Regions from separate parts of the Homo sapiens genome. Here regions 2 and 3 are each linked to region 1. A link is a contact called in ENCODE Hi-C or POLR2A ChIA-PET data. All regions are on one chromosome and are shown on one strand. Each heading gives the region's core, a stretch centred on a gene start or an enhancer-like site at or near the end of the contact. The rest is flanking DNA. Distances are from core to core; before and after follow the strand shown.

The links. Hi-C counts contacts between places; a loop is a spot of excess contacts on that map. ChIA-PET counts read pairs that join two places held with the same protein, here RNA polymerase II (POLR2A). Pooled maps may share reads with other maps.
Region 2: a map of HCT116 shows a loop between it and region 1 (3-fold over the local background). The contact joins two enhancer-like sites. A Hi-C loop is called at or near these places in 5 of 168 maps with a recorded cell type or tissue (HCT116, Ramos, heart right ventricle and 2 more) and 1 of 50 pooled maps.
Region 3: a map of heart left ventricle shows a loop between it and region 1 (2.9-fold over the local background). The contact joins two enhancer-like sites. A Hi-C loop is called at or near these places in 4 of 168 maps with a recorded cell type or tissue (HCT116, adrenal gland, heart left ventricle and 1 more) and 1 of 37 single-sample maps with no recorded cell type. POLR2A ChIA-PET finds 5 or more read pairs at or near these places in 3 of 52 experiments (HEK293T, Panc1 and WTC11).

Annotation. Positions count from the first base shown.
Region 1 is chr10:99,594,131-99,598,142 of GRCh38, reverse strand. No RefSeq gene overlaps it. Among named protein-coding and RNA genes, the nearest start is that of SLC25A28, 24 kb to the left of the region's middle. RefSeq lists an enhancer at 1,877-2,377. Within about 2 kb of position 2,247, at least 3 of the 41 ENCODE cell types and tissues checked have a DNase peak (open chromatin) inside an H3K27ac peak, as active enhancers do.
Region 2 is chr10:99,393,758-99,397,769 of GRCh38, reverse strand. It overlaps GOT1 (glutamic-oxaloacetic transaminase 1), which reads left to right. Exons shown (of 9, transcript NM_002079.3): 9 at 84-900. The coding sequence ends at 223. It overlaps CNNM1 (cyclin and CBS domain divalent metal cation transport mediator 1), which reads right to left. Exons shown (of 11, transcript NM_020348.3): 11 at 3,440-4,012. Among named protein-coding and RNA genes, the nearest start is that of GOT1, 35 kb to the left of the region's middle. Within about 2 kb of position 1,807, at least 8 of the 41 ENCODE cell types and tissues checked have a DNase peak (open chromatin) inside an H3K27ac peak, as active enhancers do.
Region 3 is chr10:99,449,090-99,453,101 of GRCh38, reverse strand. GOT1-DT (GOT1 divergent transcript) reads right to left here. Exons shown (of 5, transcript NR_183993.1): 4 at 1,105-1,317. Among named protein-coding and RNA genes, the nearest start is that of GOT1-DT, 20 kb to the right of the region's middle. Within about 2 kb of position 2,143, at least 2 of the 41 ENCODE cell types and tissues checked have a DNase peak (open chromatin) inside an H3K27ac peak, as active enhancers do.

The DNA.
Region 1 (4,012 bases), core at 998-3,497:
TGAGGAAGCTCAGGCTCAGAAAGGCAAAAAAAAAACCATGCCTGAACTCACACAGCAAGAACATGACAGAACAAGCGTTCCAACGCAGGATTCCAAAGGTAGTGTGGCTCGCCAGTGCCCCTCAGGGTCCCTAAGAAGTGAGAAGCAGTCCTGCCTGCAGGAGCCCAGTCCCAGGGGTGAGACTGATTTGTAAAGAGATCATGAGACGTAAGTGCTGTAATAGAGGCATGAGGAAAGTTGTTTCCATTCTCTTTCTGCCTGTTCCTGGAGTGGTGCTCACGGGAGGGGACCCAGGACCTTTGGAAATGTAAAGTGTAATACTTAGGTTTTTGTAATTGGTCACTTCTTTGCTAGCTGTCAGAGGTTCAGGAGGCCAGTGAGGAGTGGCCGGCTTGGAGGGTCCTTGTGTTTACATGACAGCCCAGGGCTGTCATATCCATTGTCTCGTGTGATCCTACCCTGCTGCACTTGCTGTTCCCTCTGCAAGGAACGCTCTTCCCCAGATACCACCTGGCTCACTCTCTCTTTATCTTTTATTTATTTTACTTTTAGATAGATGTATTTTTTGAGACAGGGTCTCGCTCCGTTGCCCAGGCTGGAGTGCAGTGACACAATCTTGGCTCACTGCAACCTCCATCTCCTGGGTTCAAGCAGTTCTCATGCCTCAGCCTCCTGACTAGCTGGGACTACAGGTGCACACTACCATGTCCGGCTAATTTTTACATTTTTTGTAGAGACAGGGTTTCGCCATGTTGGGCAGGCTGGTCTCAAACTCCTGACCTCGAGTGATCCACCTGCCTCCCAAAGTGCTGAGATTACAGGCATGAGCCACTGCAACTGGCCTGTTTATACATTTTTTGTTTGTTTGTTTGTTTTGTTTTGTTTTGTTTTGAGACAGAGTCTCGCTCTGTCGCCCAGGCTGGAGTGCAGTGGTCTGATCTGGGCTCACTGCAGCCTCCGCCTGCTGGGTTCAAGCAATTCTCCTGCCTCAGCCTCCTGAGTAGCTGGGATTATAGGTGTGCACCACCACACCTGGCTAATTTTTGTATTTTTAGTAGAGACAGGTTTTCACCATGTTGGTCAGGATGGTCTCAAACTCCTGACCTCATGATCCACCTGCCTTGGCCTCCCAAAGTGCTGGGATTATAGGCATGAGCCACCGTGCCCGGCCTATACATATGTTTTTGAGAAAGGGTGTTGCTTTGTCACCTAGGCTGCAGCACAATGACGCAATCACAGCTCACTGCAGCTTCGACTGCCCTGGCTCAAGTGATCCTCCTACCTCAGCCTCCCAAGTAGCTGTGACTACAGGTGCAAACATCATGCCCAGCTAATTTTTTAAAAATGGTTTTGTAGAAATGAGGTCTCCCTTATGTTGCCCAGGCTGGTCTCAAGCTCCTGGACTTAAGTGATCCTCCTGCCTTGGTCTCCCAAAGTGCTGGGATTACAGGCGTGAGCTACTGAGCTTGGCCTGGCTCACTCGCTCACTTCTTCCTGGTCTTGGTTTCAGTCTCACCTCCCCAAAGAGATCTTCCCCAAATTCCTTATCTAAAATAGCCTCCCCTACCACTCTATCCCTTTCATTCCGCTTTATTTCTCTTATTGCACTTACCGCTGTCTGAAGTTTTTTATATGTTTGTTTATCATCCGTCTCCCCCAAATGAGGACTGGGACTTTTTCTGTTCTCCAGCACCAAGAACAAGACCTGGAACACAATAGGTACTTAATAAGTAATTTGTTGAGCAAGTAAACCAATTTAAGCCTTAAAACAATGCTGCAAGGTAGGTGTCATTAAAATTGTGAAGCTCATGGCCATCTGGTAAGGAAGGAAGCAGGCCTAGAGGAGTCATGTGGCAGGTCCAGGTCCCACAGTGCACACCCATCAGCCCGGGTACATGCCCGGGTCCCCCTCTTTCCCACCAGTCTCTTTGCCCAACACTATTCCTCTCCTCCCATGACTCAAATACTCCATAGTTCTGTGGTCCAGAGACTGTTAGTTCATTGTAGAAAGGAAAGAAACCCAACAATACCCGGGAGAGCCATTTATAATCCCTGGGCAGGGCAGGGTCGTGTCCTCTGAGGAGCATGACACAGCATCAGTGTCACCAGCTCTTCCAGGACCTCCCTGCCAGTTGCTGCCTGGTGTCCAGTTGCAGTGCAGTGGGCTGAGCTCAGATCACCCTCCAGGTGGAAAGAGCAGCTCAACCTCATGCTTTGCAATGAATACCTGCTTCCCCCTACCCCTTCAGGCCTTTCATGAGGATTCCTGGAACAGCATGCCAGAACGCCTGTCTCATAGGCTAATGCAGCGTGAAAGAAATCATCTTACCCTGTGGGGGCAGCAGGCTGCTCCCAGCTCTGCAAAGACTGAGTACTGGGTAAAGACCCCCTTCTGGGTTCCTTCCCACATAAGCGTTCGGGGTTGTGCTTGGCAGAGGCCACACAGAGGAAATAGCAAGGAAGGGGACATGAGTACAGGACTGTAGAGGTGTGTGTGTGTTGAGGGAAGGCTCAGAGCTCACTCATTCACTCAAACAAGCTAACAAACATGGGGTCTCAGAATGGAAAGAAATATCAAAGCAGTTGGGAGATGTGGGCTTGTGTCAAAGTCCACCTCTTATAAAAGGTGTGGTGTGACTTAGGGAAGTTACTTCCTTTGTTAAATGGGGATAATAAAATAACACCTACTCAGCTGGTTAAAGAATCAAATCCGGGCTGGGTGTGGTGGCTCACACCTGTGATCCTCCTGGGAGGCCAAGGTGGGTGAATCACTTGAGGCCAGGGATTTGAGACCAGCCTGGCCAACATGCTGAAACCCTGTTTCTACCAAAAATACAAAAATTAGCCAGGCATAGTGGTGCATGGCTGCAGTCCCAGCTACTCGGGAGGCTGAGGCAGGAGAATCGCTTGAACCTGGGAAGCGGAGATTGCAGTGAGCTGCAATTTTGCCACTGCACTCCAGACTCCAGCCTGGGTGACAGAGCAAGGCTCTGTCTCAAAAAAAAAAAAAAAGGAATAATGACACATAGAAATTATAATGAATATAATCAACATGTAAAAAGCTAAAGAAGAAAATAAAAATCTATAATTCTACTATGTATAATCACTGTTATTATTTTGTATATCTTCTTTCTTTTCTTTTTTTTTTGAGATGGAGTCGCACTTTTTCGCTGGAGTGCAGTGGCACAATCTTGGTTCACTGCAACCTTCACTTCCCAGGTTCAAGTGATTCTCCTGCCTCAGCCTCCCGAGTAGCTGGGATTATAGGCATGCACCACTGCGCCCAGCTAATATTTTTATTTTTTTTGAGATGGGGTTTAACTATGTTGGTCAGGCTGGTCTCGAACTCCTGACCTCATGATCTGCCCGACTCAGCCTCCCAAAGTGCTGGGATTACAGGCGTGAGCCACCGTACCTGGCCCCTGTATATCCTCTTTCATAATTTATCCAAAGCACATGTATGCAAATATATATTATATATGCATGTGCCCCCTCACCATAAGGCTGGATTGCATGGACTGTACCTCGAGGGCTTCTAATAATTTTTATCATTAATATCATTAGAGTAGTAACCTCAGTCTTCACTGGAACTTTATCATTGCTCTGGAAAAGTAAGAAGTTTTGGAAACTTATTGTTAATAACTCCTCTGTCCCTTAGTTTAAGAAATATGTAGTTATCCGCCACATGGCACACTGGGAAAAAGGAGATCGGCGCTCTTTTCCTGTGTTTGCCAATAAAGAGCAGCGAATACTCTGGCAAGAAGCCTCCACATCTCAGGTTCCGCATCTGTGAAACGAGGTAATAGCCTACACCTTGAGGCTCAGATGAGCTCATGCATGGGACAGCGTCTAGAAAAAGCACCAATCACCCACAGATGATAGGAAATACCGTCGTATCCACCTCCATATAGGTAGGAACAGCCAGGGATTAATCCCATCCCATTTAGCAGGTTCTAACAACCTAAGGCAAAGGCTACCCTGAGAGAGTCCGCTAGTTTCTAAGATGCTAACG
Region 2 (4,012 bases), core at 558-3,057, 200 kb after region 1:
TGTAATTGTCATATAATTGCTGAGCCTCCACTGCTTTAAGGATCCCCTCTGCTCTGATTATGTCTTCTTTTGGTTTTCAACAGCCAAGCAGGTTGAGTATCTGGTCAATGAAAAGCACATCTACCTGCTGCCAAGTGGTCGAATCAACGTGAGTGGCTTAACCACCAAAAATCTAGATTACGTGGCCACCTCCATCCATGAAGCAGTCACCAAAATCCAGTGAAGAAACACCACCCGTCCAGTACCACCAAAGTAGTTCTCTGTCATGTGTGTTCCCTGCCTGCACAAACCTACATGTACATACCATGGATTAGAGACACTTGCAGGACTGAAAGGCTGCTCTGGTGAGGCAGCCTCTGTTTAAACCGGCCCCACATGAAGAGAACATCCCTTGAGACGAATTTGGAGACTGGGATTAGAGCCTTTGGAGGTCAAAGCAAATTAAGATTTTTATTTAAGAATAAAAGAGTACTTTGATCATGAGACATAGGTATCTTGTCCCTCTCACTAAAAAGGAGTGTTGTGTGTGGCGGCCACGTGCTTCTATGTGGTGTTTGACTCTGTACAAATTCTAGTCCCAAAGATCAAGTTGTCTGAAGGAGCCAAAGTGTGAATGTGGGTGTCGGCTGCGGCATTAAATTCATCATCTCAACCCAGAGTGTCTGGTCTCCCTGCTCTTTCTGCATGGTTGTGTCCCTAGTCCTAAGCTTTGGTTCTTTAGGGTGACTGTGGTAAGAAGGATATTTAATCATGACATGCACGGACACGTACATATTTAACTGAAACAAGTTTTACCAAACAGTATTTACTCGTGATGTGCGTAGTGCATTCTGATATTTTTGAGCCATTCTATTGTGTTCTACTTCACCTAAAAAAATAAAATAAAAATGTTGATCAAGACATGGAGTTGATTTTATGACCACTAATGGGTTGTGACCCACAGTTTAAAATGAATGCTTTAGAGGGTTTTACTAGTGGCTAAAGGAAAAACTACAATGTGTTCTTACAGTATAGCTTCCTTCAGTGAACTCACCATATAACTCCCTGGTGATTTTGCGGGCTTGTCATTTGGAGGCCAGCTGTCTTATGTTACTTAAGAAACTGGACTTCTTGGACTGTGAGAGGAGATGACATCACTCAGGTTGATTATAGAACATCAGCCCGTTCCCTGCTGTCAGAGTCCCTCCTGGTTTATTGAAACAGAACCACAAAAACATACATCACAATTTCCAGAGTCCAAGGGCCGCTCCAAATGGCCATTTTGTAGAATTTGGTGGGGTTTGATGTTACTTAACACAAGAGGTCTATTAATTGGAGTTTTTAAGTATTTAAAGTTAATTCTTGTGATTTTAATAGGATCTGCCACTTTCTAGGACTCATTTGGGTTGTTAGAAAATCCTGCAGTCCTGAGGGATGACTGGGGCCTCAGAAGTCATCAAGTCCTGCCTCTCCGCCAGTGAAATAGTCTCTCCATATTGTCTCTGACTCATCCATTTCAACTGGTGGGGTGGTAGTGGTGATGGATTCTTTAAATACCTGGTGAGGCATCCCCTTCTGCTGGTGGGGCCTCTTAATTAAAAAAAAAGAGGCTCATTTACCTTTTGCTCACGGTAAAAGTTCATCTACCTTGAACCAGAATTTGATCTTTGTTCCACTCCCCTGCCCCTCCTTTCCTTCCTTTAAACCACAGATAGTAAATCTACTGGCACTTCTAATCTACCACCTTTCAAATATTTGAAAGTAGCAGTTGTCATTCCTTGTTTACACTTTTCCACATGAACTGCCTCTCCCCCACCACTTTTGTTTCTGCACAGGATGTGGTTTCCAGATCCTTCCCTGTCTGGCTGGAGCCCCAGGAGTTCTTCAGAGGACACTCACTCTGCCAGTGTGTGGTTGGGCTGGTGGAAGTTCATGAGTGAATGTGATTAGATGCCCTCCCACCCATCTCTTCACAGCTTTCTGAACATATCAGTCTTTGTTCTCCTCCCAATGTAAAGATGCTTGTTGTTAGTAAGGGAAGGCAGCCAACAGAGAAGTCGAATGATTCTACCTTCTGTCAATCTGCCATTCTCTCCAAACGCTTTCAACCACTCATTCTCCATGGGGACGATACTGCCTCCATGGGGACGAAAATTGGCTCTCTGGGGCAAAAAAAAAAAAAGCCTGAAATACTAAAATGTTGCCTTCCAAAGTGCAATCCTACCTGACCATCTTATTAGTATTTAATTTCTCTTGTTAGGGAAAATTAAAATTTTCTCTTTAGGGGGCTGCCAAAACCATTAAAGATAAACACATCTTTAAATCTAAGTGACAGTACCAAAGTGCTCAAATGTTTTTAGCCTTGAAAAAAGCCCATCTCAATGGGAATCTGGCCTTCTTCTATTCCGACAGATATGTTGGTTGGTGTGGTTCCCACTGCGTTCACCTGAAAAAGGGCTGTGAGTTTGGGAAGCCGGCAGGACTCCTCAGGCCTCTGACATGCCAGTGAACTTCAGAGGTGGGATTGTTTCACCAATTTTGCTCACTCAAGAGCAGGGCACTCCAACCTCCAGGCTCTGCCAGTTCCCAGGTGTGTAACCGTGAGCAAGAAGACAGTAACCTTGCAGACAGTAACCCCTCCTCCACAGGGTGGTTGAGAAAGAAATGAGCTAATGGGTACTTAACAGAATACTTGGAACATAAAGCCCTTGGCAAAATAGTTGTTTCCATTATTTATTATTACCGTTAGTGAAATGAATAGCCTCTACTGAGGTTCCTGAGAAGAATCTTAAGAGGTTTTGGCATAGGCCCCTGATCCTCCTGTTTGCTTTGAGAAATGAGTAGTAGGTGTCAGATTTCAGCCTTCCTTCCACACAGGTATTATATGCCCAAACACATCTTCCCACCTGCCTGGCTGTTCCCTCCCTCCAGCATCGGCTTAAAACTGACCAACAGGCCTGGCCCATTCTTGTGTTCCGTTCCCTAGCCTTTGGTTGCAAACTGCCAGAGTCATGCCACTTGGACTCCTTTCTGAAGGTTCTGCAGAAGCGAGCTAGTGTGACCAACATTCTGTCTCAGGGGCTTGTCTGGGTTTAGCCCCCAAGACCCTGAATTTGGACGGCACCCAGCACAGCACCTCACCCATCACATGGGTTCAGCAAATGCCAGCCCTTCTCACTGTCGTCTTAGTTCCTTCCTCGTCTTTATGCATACTGGCTTCTCATTTGGGTTTTACTTCTCATTTCTGGCATTCACTCCTGCAAAATCTTACCATCTGGCCTCCCAAAGTAGTGTGCCAAGGCTTCCCCGTGACCTCACCGCAGCCTCACACCTGGCCCGGAGCGGCATGCCTCTTCAGGCAGGTGGTGCACAGGTGAGATCATCACACGTGGGCATCACTCAACCTGCATCTCAAATGAAGCCACGTCAGAAGATTCCAGGGGCAAGGAAAACAGCCACATTCCAGGAAAGGCATTTTCATTTTATTTAAAAATTATTTACAATTTATTAAGCCTTCATAAATGCTTTATTTTAAAATCTTTTTTTTAAACTTTTTTTTTAACCTGAAGAAAATCTTTGTGGGGTGGGGGTATATAGGGAGGGGAGTGGTGACAGGCTCCATAGGGATTTTGCAAAGGGATGGGTGTAATGCAACAGCAGTGGCTTGAGCCTGGTGGCCTCAGGTGATGAAGACCAGCCAGGCAGGCACCCCGGGGCCAGTGGTCAGCTGGGCAAGAAGCCTGCATGATGGTAGTTCTTGTTCAAAACTCACCATTTATTGGTTTGGGTCTAAGTACCCAACATTGAGGGCTGACACTTCGCCTGTTCCTACCAGGCAAGAGCAGGTGTTGGGACTGGATGACTGTGAAGTTATCTACGAGAAGTCATGCACTGCTGAGCCTCAGGCCAGGCCAGGCAAGGGGTGTGGTGAAGTCAATAATCATTGCTGGAAAAGGCTTCTCTAGCTCCAAAGTCTTTACTTCCACACGCTGTGGCCCTCCTGTCTGCAACACCTGCTCTGGGTTGTTGGGGA
Region 3 (4,012 bases), core at 894-3,393, 140 kb after region 1:
GAGAGAGGGAAACCCTGAGTAGAACAGGGACAAGGATGGCATCTTAGCTGGCTGCATAATGAACAGAACACATCCTTAGAGGGAGAGAAGAGCTGGCTCCCTGGCTGTTTGCTTCCATGGAAATCCATCTGATACCTGCTTCTGGGGCTGACCAGAAGCACCATATGGAAACTCACTGACCAATTCTGCTTCTCAACATTTCCTCCCAAGAATCTCTGCCTGTGCCCTCTCCACATTTGGAACCAGGCCTGGCAACATCAATAAAGATGAAAGACTTTAGTGTTCTCAGAACATGGGGATATTCTAAGTCAATAGCAGTTTTTCAATAACAGTTTGATGAATCAGTATGTGGATTACATAGAATATTCTAAAAATCATGTTTGCCTGCAAGAAGTGACAGCTTTATAAACAGCATGGACATGGATGAATGAGTCAAATTCACTTTAAAACATATGCTAAGACAATATCAAAACAATTTTGTTGTATAAGATATTGTCCAGAATGTATTCATTGGGTTTGAGCTTCTTTTAATTTTACAAAGAAATTATTATAGCTATATTTGTTGGGGAAAAATACTGAAGATAGATTGGTTGATTTTTAGTTAGGTTTTGGGCAAAACATGTTTTCTCTAATTATCTGAACTTTTCTCCACTTTAGTAACTAACAAGATGGGATTTGTATGGGTTTTAGAGTCACACACACCTGGGACTTACAATTGTGGGAGCTTGTTTATGTTACTTAACTCTCTGAGTCTCTGCCTGCTTACATGTAATAGTACTTATCTCACAAGCCATGGTGAGCTTCAAATAAGATTTTGCACATAGAATATATTTGTACAGTACTAGGTATACAGATATTCTGTAAAGGTTTCTCTCTCTCTCTCTCTCTCTGTGTGTGTGTGTGTGTGTGTGTATGTGTGTGTGTGTTTGAAGAGAAGAGGAGGAATTGAGTTGAGTATGAATTGGAGGACCGTTCCAGAAATAAAGGATCTGTAAACATCATAAGTAACTAAAAACCAAATACAAACCCAGAAAGGAACAGAGATGAGAAATAGAAAAAAGAAGTTTGGAAAAATGCTGTCAACAAAAGATATTTATTAAATACCTGCATTTAGGGTCCTTTGCCAGGTAACCAATGTATGGGACTGAAGGATAGTTCTTGTCCTCGAGGAGTCTTTAGTCCATTTGAGGATAAAGACTTATTCATGTGTAAAAGACTTAATTAAAATGCAAAGGAATCATTACTGTTGCAGTTGAGAGGAGAGAGCAATCTCTGTATTTATCATGTCTTTGGAGACCATATAGAAGTTCAAGGGTGCTGTGGGCAGAAGGAAAGGGCAGATGTGAACATTTTGAAAGCACCAGCCTGATGAGTCTGATGACAAAGACTCACAAATGTCTACACATTTAGTTTTGTTAAAACAGCAGCGGTGAAAAATTATCTTAACAATCTCGGAAACAACAGAAAATCCCCAAACAATGCTAAGTGGGGCCTGGTAGCCTCGCTGCACTTATGCCAAGGGGGAGGGGATGGGTGGACTAGCTGAAGATGTTCAGTGCTTACTCCTGGCTTCCTTATTCAGTCTAAGAGACACCGACACCGTTTGTAGAGTTATTTATCCAGATCCTCTTTAAGCTCCATTTCTTTCTCTTCCCAGCAGATCCCTGGAGAGATGCCCTTTCAACCCTCCATCTCTGCTAAATGCCTGTTGGATCCCAGCAGTGGAGGCTGCTAGATGGTTGGATTTACTTAGAACAGACTATTATGAAGGTCTGTTAGGGTTGGTGAAAAGAATTCTAGACAAATCTTCCAGGTTAGAAGATAAATGACAGCTCTTCCCAAAGGTATTCCCATGAGAAAGCACAGCCACCATCCTACAGAGGGTTAATAGTCTCCCCCATCTCCAACCCCCAACTTGCTGTCAGAGATCAGCTAATCTGATAATTACGGCAACAAACACAGTTTAGACAAACAAGACCTGACCCTGAGGGTTTGGAATGAAAACATTTACTCTCTCCCTCCCCAGAGAGATGGTGCCTGGAGCATACACACAGAGAGACACTGGGAAAATACCCTTGTACTGGAGCAACAGGGTGAAAACATCTGTGTTCCTGAGCTGCTTAGGAAGATAAAGTTGCTGGGGAGGCGGCTCGGGCGGGGGAGGCAGGAGGAGCGGGGAATGGTGCAGTCCAGGGGTGTGCATTTTGGAGCAGATGGAAAATGTACCCCCATAACTGGAGATGTAAGCAAATTATAATTGATTTTACAACAGAGACAGAGTGAGAGGAAAGGTACAAAGGACACTGATGCAGGATTTGAGTGAAAATCTGGGGAGTGGCTAACAGAAGAGAAACAGCTTAAAACACCAAAGTAGGATTTATTCCCGAGAGCAAGAGAGGAAAGATCTTCACAGCAGTCTTGATTCTAAGCAAATCTAATATCTGCCTGCCAGTGAGGAAACCCAAGTTCTAACAGTCTAAGCTGGCCAGTCATCCTCTTCCTATCCCCTAGTTTAGCTTCTAAACTGAACAACGTGCCCTTTCCCCGTCGCTGCCTGTCCTCAAAAATTATCAAGCTATTTTTCCCCTTTTACTTATAAAAGCAGCTTCCTAGAAGAAATCTTTCTGGGTTGCTTAAACCAGAGATTGTGACTTGGATCTGCCTCAACCTGGAATTCCAACAGTTATTCCTTTCCCAACTCCAGCCTGAAGTTTCCCACATATCCCCGTCCTAGCAGCCACACATCATTTCGGTTTTGCCCATGACTGAGGGTGAGTCAGCCGGCAAACACTCCTTGCCCCTTAGGATTCTCCAAATTAGATCTAGGCATCCACATCCTTGGGGTATTTGCAGATCGCATGTATGGATGCACCAAGCTAAGAGGATAACTGCTGTGACTGATGATAGGATCAAGATTTTAAATGAATTTCATAAGCTGAAAGATGGTCTCAAATCAATAAGAATGCACCAGGAAAAAATGCAAAGCACTGCATTTAGGCCCAAAAATCAATTGCACAAATATAGGATGGAAAACAAAATATAGACCTACAAAACAACAGTTGAAAAAACAGACCAGTTTTTGTTCTACAATTGGCTCAGTATGAGACAGCAATTAATCTATCTGCTTAAATAGTGAATGCAATCATAGTAGGTATTAATAAAAGTATTGTGATCACATTAATAGTTCCCTATGTTCTTAACAAGGGAAAGGTAGGATAGGACTGAACAAATCTTTTTTTTTCTTTTTTCTTCCAACTTTAGCTGTTGGTTGACCAAGTACATGGAGTCCTGTAGGCTGTGCAGAGCAGTTTTGTCTTTTGTTTTGATTTCAGGTTCAAGTCCCCTATTGCAATCTATACAAGGTCCACCTTGGCAATTGTGAGTGGCTCCCACATCCTGTTTATCCTGTTTATCCCACTTGCTCCTGTGTTTTGAGGCTCAGTTGGCTGCTCCTCTGCTAGTCTGTTGGAGAGTCCTCTACTCCCAGAGACAGAGACACCTCTTTCCAGACAGAACAGTTCCTCACACACACCATGGTCATTTGTTCATTCATATATCCATGGAACATCCACTATGTGCCAGGCACTGTTCCAGGAACTGGGGATTCAGTGGTGAACAATAAAGACAGAGTCCTTGACCTCATCAAGCTTCCATTCTCATGAAGGTAGGCAGGCCCAAAACAAAAACTTTAAAATGTCAGAAAACGAGAAGGTATGAGAAGTTACCTGGTACTTGAAAAACCTTCCACCTTCTGCCTAGACTTTTCAGAATGTGACTTCCTGCTTCCTAACCCAGCTCAAGTTCCACTTTCCCCTGGGAGGCAGAGAACTCCTCTGAGCCGTCATCATCCCCAAACTGTTGCCCAGGGGCTTGTACCACATAATTTAGCACTTAACTGTGCTCTAATTGTTTCCCTAATGCCAATTTTGCTTCCCCAACAGACTGTAGGAGACTGTTAGCTCTTTGAGGTTATAAGATATGCCTTCAATTTAAATATATTTAGTCAAGCTCT